Regions from separate parts of the Homo sapiens genome. Here regions 2 and 3 are each linked to region 1. Evidence: chromatin loops called from intact Hi-C (ENCODE). Cell type or tissue: OCI-LY7. All regions are shown on one strand. Each heading gives the region's core, and the rest is flanking DNA. Links, peaks and the distances in the headings are about the cores only. Region 1 holds the start of LOC112267970 (a long non-coding RNA gene). Region 2 overlaps CEP43 (centrosomal protein 43). Region 3 overlaps RNASET2 (ribonuclease T2).

Region 1 (5,535 bases), core at 1,580-4,079:
GACAAGCCTGGAACAGTGATGTTCATGCTGTAGATTGGACTGAAGAGTTTACGCAGAAGAAAACATCTGAGTGACAATTATATGCCTGATGGATGTTTCTCAAACTAGGGACTCAGAATTGAAAAGCTATTCCCTGCCAAAGAACTCACTTTAGGGGCCTCTTATCATGCAAACAAAAATAAAGGTGATGCATTTGTAATTGCTCTAGGTGGTATTTATTTACAAAGCACAATGGAATCACAAGTGCAGCCCAAACCAAGAAGTCAAGGATGGTTGGACGGACATGGCCCTTGAAGTGGTACTAAGAGCCTTTTCTTTACCTGCATAATAACTGCATGTAGGTCTTGAGTGCATGACTCCTTATGACACAATGCATCCCTAACTCTGCTTCACCTCCATTGGGGACACAGGCTATGGAAAGTAAGATGCACAGGACAAATCCATGAACAGGCAGATAGGTGAGTGTATGTGAAGCAAGGAGGCCAAGAAGAGGGTGCAGCATTGGCAGGAGGGTCCACATGTACAACCTTGCAGGGTGAGCCCACCTGATCCACGCCGAGGAGCCAGAGATGAGTGCCAGGTAGAGGCGGCTGTCCCAGGGCAGGGAAGACATGACCTAGGGAAGAAGGGGCACAGCCATGGGGCCGGACTTGCAGCAGGAAGGGAAGAAGATGGAGGAGAGGGGCAATGAGGACTGCACGGGGTCAGGCCTGGCAGGGTCCTTGAGGAAGATCTAGAGTTGAGATGCACATGCTGGTGCCATCGGCCTGTGTGCCGTCCTGAAGTCCAGGGGAGATAGGGTGGCCTGGGGAGAGGATGCAGGGAGAGGAGAAAGAGAAACCCCACCTGGCGTCAGGAGCACCACTGCATGTCAGGGTCAAATAAAGTTGGAGGGGCCAAAGTGAGGCAGAGATGGAGCTGCCCACCTGAGAGGGAGGAGAGCAAAGCCCACTGCCCGGGCCCTGGAGAAGGGCTCGTGCTACCTGCAGGAGGCAGCTGAGAGGCGTCTGCTGCATTGGCTGCATAGGGCACAGGGCAGCCTTCTTGAAGACAGCTTGGTGGGATGGGGGCAGGGGCCAAACTCCAGGGGCTCCAGAGTGAATGGGAGCATTGGAAACAGGCAGAAGACCAGGTGGAGAGAGGGCAGAATACGGAAGTGGGGTTTGGGATTTGCATCCATCTCACTTTCCTCTTTACTATTTGATGGGAACAATCTTCCACTTGACCCACGGCAGGCCCAGGGCAGGGGTGTGGGTGTGCAGCACCGCTAGGGAGTGGAGTTTAGGACAATCAACAGGCACAGCCCAGGCCAGGTCCACCTTTGCTGGGGAGGGTGGCTTCCACCTTTGAAACTGGCGACAAAGGGTTGGGGGAGAGCCAATGCCCTGGGCCCTGGAACTGGCCACAGAAGATGGCAGAGCCCCTGCAACACCACATCTCCTGAGCAAAGCTTCCACCAAGGCTGATGGGCACACGTGAGTGGGGAGGAAGGAGGGCGGGTGGAAGGACCTCAGCCAGAGCCATGGAGAGTCAGGCCTGGGGACAGCTCAGAACGATGGCCCATGCCTCGGATGAGTAAATCATGAAACAAAATTCAATGTAGGTTGACTCAAACCCAACAGAAGTTCATTTCTTGCTCACACAGTAGCACCAGGCACATGGAGGGTCAGTGTATTCAGGTTCTGCTGTTTCCAGCAGCTGTTTCCAAGGTCTCCTGTGCCTGCTCCCTCCGGCCTTCAGGAGAAAGCGAGTGGTTTTGTGCACCAGACCTGGAAATGATGCGTTTCACCTGTGTTCAGGCATCTCCAGCCAGACCTCAGTCCCATGCCCCACAGAGTCCCCAGGGGCTGCACAAGGTGGCTCAGCCATGGACCCAGGAGGCAAGGGTGGTGGGCAGCTGCCCACACCACAGAATAGATGCTCTGTAGCTGGTTAGAGTGAGCGGCGAGCAGAGCAAACAGCTAACGGGAGAGATCTCAGAGCACGAGCTCTCCCCTGGTTGCACCCCCAGCCCCGCCGCCAGCCACGTTGTCTCTATCACATTCCCTGGAGAAAAGTAAGTAAGGAGGCCCAGAAGGCTGAAGGACAGGGCCAGGGGGCTGGTTCTCAGAGGGCACCCCTGGCCACGGCCTCTCATGCATCCGTGTGAGATGGTGTCAAGTCAGGTCTGCAGAGGACTAGAGGGACAGGGGTCCTGAGAAGGCTTTTCCTAAGGAGAGGCTGCCTCCAGGCAGCACCACCTCTCCTGCCCCACCTGGACACCTGGGGGCCCAAAGGCAGCAAGGACCACCATGAAAGCCAGCTCGCCCAGGGTCACACACACTCCTCTGCCATCCTAGTGCACAATCAGATGTGCCGTGATTCACAAAGGTGGAAAAGGGAGGTTGCCTGGAATGTTTATTTACCTTTCTCCTTAATTTTGGACTTGCATAATGAATTCTTGGTGAGTAGAGATTACATCATTTTACATATCTTCTTTTTATTAACTTAATATCCTAAAAGTCATTCTACATTATCTGCCATAAAAATATATAGATGCTGTATTTCCTGATTTATACATATATTTATTCTGCTATGTATATGTTCACATAGCAAAAAAATAAAATAAAATAAAAAGGAAAGAGCCAATCTACTATTGTGAATGTTAAAAGCAACAAGGAGAAAAATGAACAGCAGCAATAGTGCAGTGATATTTTTCTGAAGATTTTACGCCACGGGTGCAAGAAGATAGTATAAGATTGTATTAATTTCACATACTTATTATCCAAAATAAACTGTAGAGTTTCCCCGCTAAGACATACATGTGACATTTGTCCTTTGACACGTTGCAGAATTAGGGCAACAGCCGGGAAGGTGAGCGTCTCCAGGAGCAGGTGCAGGCGCTGGGAGGCGGCTCGCGCACCAGAGGGCAGCAGCGCCCTGTCCAGGGCAGAGGCACCCCTGGAAGGCTCAGGAGCTCGGCTCCTGGTGAAGCCAGGACTTTAGGAATCGCATTTGCTCCCCACTGGCGTGAAGAGAAGTGCTAGCTCATCTATTTACATTCTAGGTTCAGAAAGGGGACCCCAAAATGTTATGTGACATCCAAGAATCCAGTTCATCTTTCAATGTTAGGCAGAAAAATGAAACCTTATTCAAATGTTAACACTAATTCTAAATACAGTATTCTGAACATTTAGATGGACCGGCTGTGGGCACTGTGGTAATTATTAGTGGGCTACAGGAGAAGAGGCCCCTGTGTACAGGGCGCATCCCAGGTGACCCTAGACTTGCTGCACAGGGCCAGCCATATCTCCTGAGTGGCCTTGGCCTAGTGGGCTGCCTCGGCTACCGCTTACCTACAGCTGGGGAGATGCAGACCCTCCCCTCTGGTTAAAGAGAGGAGTCCGGCTGCCTCCCCTCCATGAAAGTGGTTTTCTCAGTATCTCTCCCCCTTCTTACATGGTGTGTTTGTGATTACTGCGTGCACATGGACACACGGCCACCCGCTGAAGAGCATCCCAGACTTTCTTTCACCTGGCTGTAACCATGTGACTAAGTGAAGGCTCCCACCTTGGGAGCAGAAATGATTTCCACAGCTTTCCAGTTGTGTCTTTAAGGCCACCTGCTTCCCGCATCCTGCTTCTTGTTGTCTAGAATGGAAATGGGCTGGAAGGAGGTACAACAGCTCCCTTGTGCTGAGGACAGCCTCGAGGTGAGGAGAACAGCACTCTGCCCATCATTCCTGACTGTCCACCTGGACTCTCAATGAAGAGAGGAATCAGCCAAGAAGTAGAAAATAAATCGTTCCTGCCTTAGCTCTTATATGGATTTACCTAAATAAGGCATCAGGAATATCATGCTATTGGCAAATGCAACACAAGGAAGAAGATTGCAGCTGTGCATACTGAGTCATAAGCATGAAATCAGGTCACAGCAAACCACCCTGAGCTCTGCAAACACACCAGAGCGAGGGGCCTTCGTCCGAATGCTGCAGCCTCTTTATTCTGTGAGATCACAAAGACTGAGTGCATCAGATTCTCAGAGCAGCCAGCGGAATGTAGAATGCAGACCACCCCAAGCTCTGCAAACATGCCAGAGCGAGGGTGGCCTTCATCCGAATGCTGCAGCCTCTTTATTCCGTGAAATCCCTGAGCACAAAGACCATGAACATGTCAGGTTCTCCACACAGCAGCCAGCAGAATGTAGAATGCATCAGGGCAGCTGTGCTGTGAGGCTGCAATGACTCAAATCATCTAATGGTAAATGTAAAATGCCACCTCCTTCTGTGTCCTACAGGAGAATGTGCCCCAAGAATGAGATTAAGACAACAGAGAGCCCCGCTGAAGTCATGAGCCTTGAATGCTCTGTTTATACAAATAGGGGGCAGAATAGGGCCTGGCCTCCCCTGGGCTATCACAGCTGCTTTCTGCTGCCACAGCTGAGATCACCATCCCTAGGTCCACAGCTGAGAGGGGGATGTCTCTGCTTTGAATATGGAGGCCACTCAGACTTGGGGAAATTCCCCACTTCCCTGTCAGAGAACTGGGAAGGGAGGAGATGCCACACCTCAGGGCAGAGGTCAGGGCAGTAGGTGAACCACTGGGATCAGATACTGAAACTTGCACCACGGGTGGGTGCTGGAGCTCAAGGCTGTGCACGGGTGGGTGCTGGAGCTCAAGGCTGTGCAGGTTAGATAGGCAGGCGTTGTCTCACTGGGGACCACAACCCTTCTCTGTCATCTCTCTGTGAGGTCTGCACCTGAAAAGCCGAAATGGGAATGAATGTTTGGAACATAACTTATTGGAAAGGCGGAAAGTATGTACAAAGAAATTCTCACATGTTTCAGGTTAACTTTAATAGGAAAATATGCCCCACCTTCAGGGAAATAGATGTTAGGGGCTGGATGGTGTCCCCTTAAAATTCATATGTCAAAGTCCCAACCCTCAGTATCTCAGAAAGTTGTGATATTTAGAGACTGGGATTTTAAACCGGTGATTAAGTTAAAAGGGCCTTTTCGGTGGGCTGTAATCCAATCTGACTAGTGTCCTTATAAGAAGCGTCAGCTCACAGAGGAAAAGCCATTTGAGGCCTCAGGAGAAACCAACCCTGCCAACACCTTAACCAGCCTCTAAAAATGTGAGAAATAAATGTGTTGTTTAAGCCACTCAGTCTGTAGTATTTTGTTAGGGCAGCCCCAGCAAACTAATGTCCTAGCAGACTATAGCATGTACACTGCGTTCATTGAGACCACATTCTCTGTACACATATCTCCAGAATGCCTGTAATTTGCACACATCACCACAAGTCTTAAAAGGATTTGAAAATATTGTGTTTTTCTGGCCTCATTTAAAATCCAGTCTGTCTGTCCTGAGAAGCAAATCACGTACAGTTTGCAAGGTAATACTTAAGTACCTAAATGTTGAGATTTACATACAGTAAGATCTCACGTATCCAGAAATAATTGAATACTTGGAGGTTCTAACACATTGCCCCTATTAATAGACAATTCTGACAAGCGCAGATAGCTGATGTCCCCACCAAACATATAGAATAATG
Region 2 (5,535 bases), core at 1,827-4,326, 96 kb after region 1:
TAAAAAATCAGTTTACTCTGTTGATCAAAAATGATTTTTAATTCTTGAGAGGTTTTAAGGGTTTCATCAGTCTTTACAATCCCTTTTTTAAAATGTCATGAAAGTACTAGAATTGTCACATTTCTGGAAACCTTTTTCAAGTTCTTTTTCCACATATGAGTTTAGAGGCTATTTCACACTTTCAGTGACTAAGAACATTTAGTGATGTACATGCTCTTTCAATGACATTCATTAACCAATTTTTCATTAATGTCATCATAATGGCATATTACAGTTTTATGTTATTTACATCAATATTTTGTGTCAAATCAGTAATAATTTGAATATTTTTACCATGTATTTGCATGGTGTCTTCCCCTTCAGTAATTGCACTGTCAAATCATAGAAGAGCTCCTCATGATCTCTGGGCAACATGGAATTTATGAATCACTGTTTTGATATAATTTGAAAGATAGTTTGTTACAATTAGTTCTTTTTTTTGAGATAGGGTCTTACTCTGTCACCCAGGCTGTAGTGCAGTGATGCAATCTCAGTTCACTGCAGACTCGACCTCCCCGGCTCAAGCAAACCTCCTGCAATCCTCCTGCCTCAGCCTCCCGAGTAGCTGGGACCACAGGCATGTGCCATCATGCCTAGCTAATCTTTGCATTTTTTTGTAGAGACAGGGTTTCACCGTATTGCCCAGAATGGTCTCAAACTCCTGAGCTCAAATGATCCTCCTGCATCAGTTTCCTCAATAGCTAGGACTACAGGCACAGGCCATGATGCCTAGCTAATTTTTATATTTTTTGTAGAGATAGGGGTCTTACTATGTTGCCCAGGCTAGTCTCACAAACTCCTGAGCTCAAGCAATCTGCCCGCCTTGGTCTCCGTAAGTGCTGGGATTACAGGTGTGAGCCACCACGCCTGCCTACAATTCAGTTTTAATGTCCAGATGATTTCTAACGTTGGATCACTCATCTTTATCATGCAGATATCTAAAAGCAGAGCTAAATAAAGATGCTCATCGTGTGAGTTAAAGCTTGTCTGTTATTCCTAGGCACCACAGTCTGTGGTATACTAAGAATTGTTGTTTTTCTAGTCTCATAATTCTCTTGTGAACGAAATGAAAATGCAGGTTTTCGTGAAAATCCTTTTCAGTGTAAACACTTACGGCATCCACCGTGAGGTTCCTCTGAGTGGTAGTGGAGTCAAGACCAGAAATCCATGGTTTCTGATTCTGTGTCTCATGTTCTTACCACATACCGCTAACAGGGATATGAGAAAAAAGCTGCCAGGTCATAAAAATACATCACAGTAGCTCGGCGCGGGGCGAGAGCTTTGAGGAGGAAGTGACATCTGAATTAGGTTTTGAAAGGGGAACAGACATTCATCAGAAACTGAACAATCATCCGAGAAGTATTCTCTCTTCTCCTTACTCTCAACATCTAGTTAAGACACTAAGTCCTGTGAATCTTACCTTCTTAATAAAAATAGTATTTACTGAGTACTAGTGACTTGCCAAGAACAATGCTAAGCTCTCTGTGGGCATTACTTAAGACCAGGGCAGCCCTGTAAGGGAAGGAAGTATTTAATCCCCTTTACAGATGAGAAAACTGAGAATACTGATATTAAATAACTTGCCCAACATCACTCAGCCAAGTTGCCCATCCAGGCTTCTAGCCACTGTAGTGGAGTTGCATGATTTACATTCAATTACTCTGCTTTTCCGTTTTCCTGCACGTGCCTGCTGCCCCGACAGCACCTCCCTGTCAGTAGGGGACCCCTCCTGTCTAGGGTGGCCTGTGCTCCTCCCTCGTGATTCTATGAAGGCTGCCAATCATGGGCAGACCCCATCAGCCCATCAGTTTTTCAGGTCCCAATGTTCAAATTTCGCATTGAACATCCCCTCTCTGAAGAAGGTTTGCTCACACCTTTACATCCCCATGCAGAGCACACAGGCATTCTCCCAGCCAGGTTTCCACGTGGACATTGCAGGCAGCGCCCCCTATTCAGCACATGCTGGAGAGCCAAGTGCTTCCATGGTCCCCACTCCTAGGGGTCACAGATTGGGCTCCCCAGGAAGTGGACTCTGACCCCCAGAGATTGAGTTTCCTGCCAGGAGTTTATCAAAAGTGCCCCAGAAATCAACGCCTGCTGGAAGCTAGAATTGCAAGAGTAACTTGCCAGGCAAGCTCTCAGGGAGCTCTGGAGCCAGAATGGACTCAGGCTGAGAGGGCCGGGCCTCTTACCCTGAGGCAGAATGGTCGTTGGATGGAGCCCCCTGAGAGGGCCTGGCCTTGGTGACATAGGTCTCTACAGTGGAGGCCATCCCTGGAGAGGCCATGAGAATGCCCACAGCAGCCAACAAAGCCCTTCACTGAAAAGGGATGTGGTGGCACATCACAGGATGGGGCCACCTCTGCATCTGCAGGTGGAGTGGACAGAAGAAATCAGCCAACTGCTTGTTGAAATGTACGGAGTGTTAATTTGCATAAGCAGTTCTAATTTAGAAATTAGGCTAAGAAATTCCATTTCCAAGCCTGTAGTTTAACTCCAGAAACACACCTTCTGCCAGAACTTACTACAAAGAGGTTTAGGTTTGCAGGAACAAATGGCTTTCTTCATTCTTTCCCTTCCTTCCTTCCTCCTTCCATTTTTCCCTTCCTCCATTCCATTTTCCTTCCCTTTCTTCCTTTCTCCTTCTCTCCCTCCCTCCCTTCCTTCCTTCCTCTTTCTTTCTTTCTAGTGTGATGGATATTTTCTTGGAAATGTGTGTTAAGTTGGGGTAGATCAAATAAGTGAACCCTGCAATAAATCATGACAAATAAAAATATTGGAGAATGTAATTCACGCTCAGATATGATCTGCCATATATACCTAACCTCTATAAATGTAATTAATATATAATTAATATATTGACACATAATAGTGTATGTTAAAATGTAAAGAGAAAACTAGAGGGAAACGTGAAGTTCCAACACTTACCGGCAGGGAGAGCACTGCCCCTTGGTGGAGCAATGCCCGCAGCAGGGATGAACCCATGAGAGCTGCTAGAAAAGGCCTGGCACTGGGGCAGTAGGGGTGCTGGGGCAGGAGAGGCGCATGGGCAGTAGGGGTGCTGGGGCAGGAGGGGATGTGCAGGATGAAGCATGCTTCATTCATTAAAAATTTTCCTTTCAGAAAGCTACTAGTGCTTTAGAAACCACAAAGGATTTCAAACAAAGTATGATTAAGAGGTATATCCAATAGTCTGGCAACTTACAAAACATGCCAAAATCGTTTTTTCGTTGTTGTTGTTGTTTTTGAGACGGAGTCTCGCTCTGTCACCCAGGCTGGAGTGCAGGGGCGTGATCTGGGCTCACTGCAAGCTCCGCCTCCTGGGTTCACGCCATTCTCCTGCCTCAGCCTCCCGAGTAGCTGGGACTGCAGGCACCCACCATCGCACCCAGCTCATTTTTTTTCTGTATTTTTAGTAGAGATGGGTTTTCACCATGTTAGCCAGGATGGTCTCGATCTCCTGACCTCGTGATCCGCCTGCCTCGGCCTCCCAAAGTGCTGGGATTACAGGCGTGAGCCACCGTGCCCGGCCCAAAATTGGTTTTTAAAGAAAATACAGGGCTGGGTACAGTGGCTCATGCCTGTAATCCCAGCACTTTGGGAGGCTGGGCCGCGGGGGGGGCGGGGAGGGGTGCGGATCACCATAGGTCAGGAGTTCAAGACCAGCCTGGCCAACACGGTGAGATCCCGTGTCTACTAAAAATACAAAAAAAATTCGCCGGGCATGGTGAAACACATCTGTAATCCCAGCTACTCAGGAGGCTGAGGCAGGAGAATCGCTTGAACCTGGGAGGCAGAGGTTGCAGTGAGCCGAGCTAGTACCACTGCACTCCAGCCTGGGCGACAGTGACTCAGTCTCAAAAAAAAAAAAGGAAAAAAAAAATACAAGTGTCTGAAAATTTAACATTTATGGAAAAAAAGTTTCATCATCAAATCTGATGATTCTACAAACTACCAAAAACAAACCTCCAGCTAAAACCGCAGAATGACTGGCCTCCTGCATGCCACTGTCCACGCTCCTCCATGCAGTACCTCCTGCCTCCACCCGGCCCACTAAGCTCAGGCCCCAGGCATGCCCTCTCCTCTTCCCCGGTTCTTGGGAAGCCGGTCTGGTGTGCAGAGGGCAAACCTTGCCCAGTGCTGCTGTTAAACTAAGAGGCAGAGAAGTGGCCAAGCACAGCATGTGCTAGAAGCGGGGCAGGAGTTGGGAGCCCGGCCCCTCCTCCCAGGGCTGTAGCAGAGCACACGTTTCTGCAGGCAGGGCCACAACGCAAAGTCGGATGACACGAGGGGCCAGCTCGACCTTACCTTGTTCGGGGGTTCATTTTCTAAGGGCAGCAAGATTCATTTTTAAAAACATGTATCAGGGAATAAATTTCACATTCAAAAACGCTGTCCCTCCTACCTCAGAGGCCTTGCTGTTTCCTTCTGTCTGCCACTCTCATTCACCCGGTGCACACCCAGGTTTCCTTGAACCTGAGGACACTTTTCCAATCTGACTTCCTCGGGGAAACTTTGTCAGCCTGGAGGTCCTCTGGCCAAGTCTCCTGGCGCATCTTGTCATCTTGGTCTTCTTGCTAAACATAAAGATTTCTTTGAAATTGCCTTTGAGCTTACTGATTTTGAGTCATCCCATTATTCAGCCCTGCTACTGAATTATCTTAGGCCAACAATTTTTTAGTCAAAAATCATTTTTATTATAACCTCTTTCATATAGCCTCTTTTAGATTCAAATGTTACCTCAAATCTCGGAGTGGCATAATCAGGTTTGTCTTAATCCATTCAGGTTCCTAAAGTACCTTGGACTGGATAATTTATAAAGAATGGAAGTGTAGGGCTCACAGCTCAGATGGCTTAAGTCCAAGATCAAGGTACCGGCAGGTTCACCATCTGGGAGGGCCTGTTTCCTCATAGGCAACACCTCCTCACTGTGTCCTCACACGCTGGAAGGGGCAAAGCAGCTCTCCCGGGCCTCCTATAAGGGCGCTAATGATCTCATCAACTTCCAGAGGCCCTACCTAATTCCATCCTATGTGGGATTAGGTTTCGACATACACATTTTGGGGGACACATTCAGTCCTTCACAGGTTTTTGTTCTTGAATTATCTCGTTTCCTGATTACATTTTCTTCAAGATCAGTTCTTTGTTCATCTGTCTTTCATGACATACATTCACTTTCCTTAAATGTCAGATGCTTGTTGAACGTGTGGAACTCTGAACGCAGCATTAGGACAACTCACAAAGGTAGCTGCCCTGGATTTCCTCCCCAAACACGTCCCTTCCTAGAGCAGGAAGACTAGGCCGGGCACCGTGACTCACACCTGTATTCCCAGCACTTTGGGAGGCTGAGGCGGGTGGATCACCTGAGGTCAGGAGTTTGAGACCAGCCTGGCCAACATGGTGAAATCCCGTCTCTACAAAAAAATTATAAAAATTAGCTGGGCATGGTGGCAGGCACCTGTAATCTCAGCTACTTGGGAGGCTGAGGCAGGAGAA
Region 3 (2,500 bases), core at 1-2,500, 190 kb after region 1:
ATCGTGGGTCTGCATTTCTCTTGAGCATCCTTAGGAGAAAGGTGCTTCGTGGCTCAGTGGCTTCCCTTCAGTGAGGCCCTCCCTGGCTGCACTCCTAGCTTGCCCTGCCTCCGCTTCCCCTCCTCTCCCCTCCTCCCCTTATCCTATTCATGTTCTCCGCCACTCAGCACTGGACGCCACCACACGTGCCTTCTTAGTGTAGGGGTGTACCGCCTTCCTCACGGGAGTGTGTGCAGCAGCAGGGCAGGCAGTGTTCCTCCTCCCACAGCACTCAGTGCTGAATGAATGATTGAAGGGATGGATGGGTGGATGAATTTTTTCTGTAACTTTAAAAAAAGTTCTTGAAAAATAAGTTTCTTATGTTTTAACAGTGACAACCATGAGTGGAAAAAACTAATTATGGTTCAGCACTGGCCTGAGACAGTATGCGAGGTGAGTGTTTCTGCCTTGACGGGCCCTGGGGCCTGGGGAGCCCTGTGAAGAGGGGTTTGTGTGCACGTGCCCGTCCAGGGCACCCACGCTGCTGGTGCGGGAGGTAGGCATCGCTCTGGCGGGTGGGCGGTGTCTCCTGCAGAGACTGCCTCCAGGAGGGCTGTGTGTGAGCTTCCCAGGGCTGCTGTAACAAAAGTGCCACAAGCTGGGTGGCTGAGAGCCTCAGGAATTTATTCTCACGGTCCTGGAAGGGGAAGTTTCAACCTAGGGGTCAGAAGGGTTGGTTCCTCCTGGAAGGCTCTGAGAGAGTTTGTTCTGTTTCTCTGCTAGCTTCTAGTAAGGACCCGTGGTCCTCTGCGTTCCTGGGCTGACCCATCACCCCAATCTCTGCCTTCTCCTTCACGGTGTGTTCTCCACTTTGTGTCTCTCTGTCTCTTCTGATGAGGACACCAGTAATTGGATTTAGGGCCCACCCTAATCTGGTATCACCTTTTCTTGATGACATCTGCAAAGACCCTGTGTCCATGTAGGGTCATGTTCACAGATGGGAGGAGGGGTTAGGACAGGGATATATCTTCTGGGAGGACACGGTTCAACCCACAGCAAGCCTCAGTTTGTCTCCTCCCTCTGTGGGCGGCAAGCCACCCAGGTGCCAAGGCAAGAGACCGAGGGCATAAGCTGTTCCAGTATAATAAAGAAAATATATAAAATGAGAACAGTTATACTAGAAATAGATTATAGATATGATGATATATGAATATTATTAATCATCAGTTTGTAGCATTGCTCTTTATTCCAATATTATAATAATCCTTGCTCTACAATTACAGCCTAGGAAAAACCAGGCCATACAGAGATAGGAGCTGAAGGGGCACGGTGAGAAGTGACCAGAAGACAAGTGTGAGCCTCTGTCACGCCCGGACAGGGCCACTAGAGGGCTCTTTGGTCTAGTGGTAACACCAGTGCCTGGGAAGGCAACCATTACTTAGCTGACCTCGGTCTAGTGGTAGCGTCAGTGCCTAGGGAAGGCACCCGTTACTCAGCAGACTGGGAAAGGGAGTTAGAGCAGACTCTGCTTCACCATACCTCTTGTGGATAGGCCTCATATCAGTCAGGCCTGCCCACAGCCATCTGGAGGCCTAACCATCTCCCCGTGATGCTGTGCTTCAGCAGTCACACTGCTGTTTCACTTTCATGTTCCACCCAGTACACCTGGCTCTGCCTTCTAGATAGCAGTAGCAGAATTAGTGAAAGTACTAAAAGTCTTTGAAATGCATAGAAGAAATAATGGCGTAAGCTGGCCTCTCTCTCTCTCCGCCTCCGCTGCCATACAGGGAAGGGCCCTCTGTCCAGTGGACACGTGACTCACGTGACCTTATCAGTCATTGGAGATGACTCACACTCCTTACCCTGCCCCTTTTGCCTTGTATCCAATAAACAACAGTGCAGCCAGGCATTCGGGGCCACTACTGGTCTCCGCGTCTTGGTGGTAGTGGTCCCCTGGGCCCAGCTGTCTTTTCTTCTGTCTCTTTGTCTTGTGTCTTTATTTCTACAATCTCTCGTCTCCACACGAGGAGAAAAACCCACAGTCCCTGTAGGGCTGGTCCCTACATCCCTCCATGTATTGGACATTTTATTAACATGTCCTGTGAGTGAAGAGGACCCAAGAGCTTCCCTGCCTCCTTTGCTGTGCTTGGCACCCATGGCACTCACGGCCCTCCGGGCTGGCCCCTCATCATCTGGCTGCGTTTTGCTCCATGCCCACATCCCTTCAGTGCGTCAGTGTCCAGGCCCTTCTCATTGGAGCACCCAGAGCCAGGACACTGCCTGGATCTGCACCTCAGGGCGTACCCTGCTCGGTGTGTCAAGCTGACCCTGGTGTGCATTGCACACTTCTCAAGTGTTTGACCGTGTTGCTGAGCTAGCACCACATTCTGTCAGGAGCACGCAGGCTTTATGTTTTGCCTCTAGCACTGAGTGGTAGTGACTTTCGCTTCTACTTCCTCACTGATTTTTCTGATGACAAACGAAAATGAAATTTTGCTTATCTGGCTCAAATTATGCTCTT

What was found. A loop is a pair of places that touch in the nucleus more often than their neighbours do. Peaks named below come from ENCODE experiments on the same cell type or tissue, not always from the same donor. Only the 100,000 strongest peaks of a DNase experiment are listed, where the experiment ranks them.
Region 2: it touches region 1 in a loop (2.9-fold over the local background); 7 of 110 quality-filtered maps call a loop at or near these places.
Region 3: a loop joins it to region 1, with 3 times the contacts of the local background. A loop is called at or near these places in 6 of 110 quality-filtered maps.

The regions. Positions count from the first base shown.
Region 1 is chr6:167,139,730-167,145,264 of GRCh38, reverse strand. It overlaps LOC112267970 (a long non-coding RNA gene), which reads left to right and starts at 3,914. Exons shown (of 2, transcript XR_002956379.2): 1 at 3,914-4,238; 2 at 4,730-5,535. RefSeq lists enhancers at 680-1,608, 1,609-2,537. In OCI-LY7, for the core only: CTCF peaks have their summits at 2,686 and 2,906 (motif pointing right); a DNase peak (open chromatin) is centred at 2,904.
Region 2 is chr6:167,043,486-167,049,020 of GRCh38, reverse strand. CEP43 (centrosomal protein 43) reads right to left here. Exons shown (of 13, transcript NM_007045.4): 13 at 1-5,535. Among named protein-coding and RNA genes, the nearest start is that of CEP43, 47 kb to the right of the region's middle. RefSeq lists enhancers at 1,066-1,145, 1,246-1,395. In OCI-LY7, for the core only: CTCF peaks have their summits at 1,931, 2,777 and 2,977; DNase peaks (open chromatin) are centred at 2,380 and 2,980; H3K4me3 peaks cover 908 bases; H3K27ac peaks cover 998 bases.
Region 3 is chr6:166,950,420-166,952,919 of GRCh38, reverse strand. It overlaps RNASET2 (ribonuclease T2), which reads left to right. Exons shown (of 9, transcript NM_003730.6): 2 at 372-432. Among named protein-coding and RNA genes, the nearest start is that of RNASET2, 4.9 kb to the left of the region's middle. RefSeq lists enhancers at 1,320-2,005, 1,479-2,398. In OCI-LY7, for the core only: CTCF peaks have their summits at 1,163 and 1,366 (motif pointing right); DNase peaks (open chromatin) are centred at 149, 1,529 and 2,459; H3K4me3 peaks cover 2,419 bases; H3K27ac peaks cover 2,500 bases.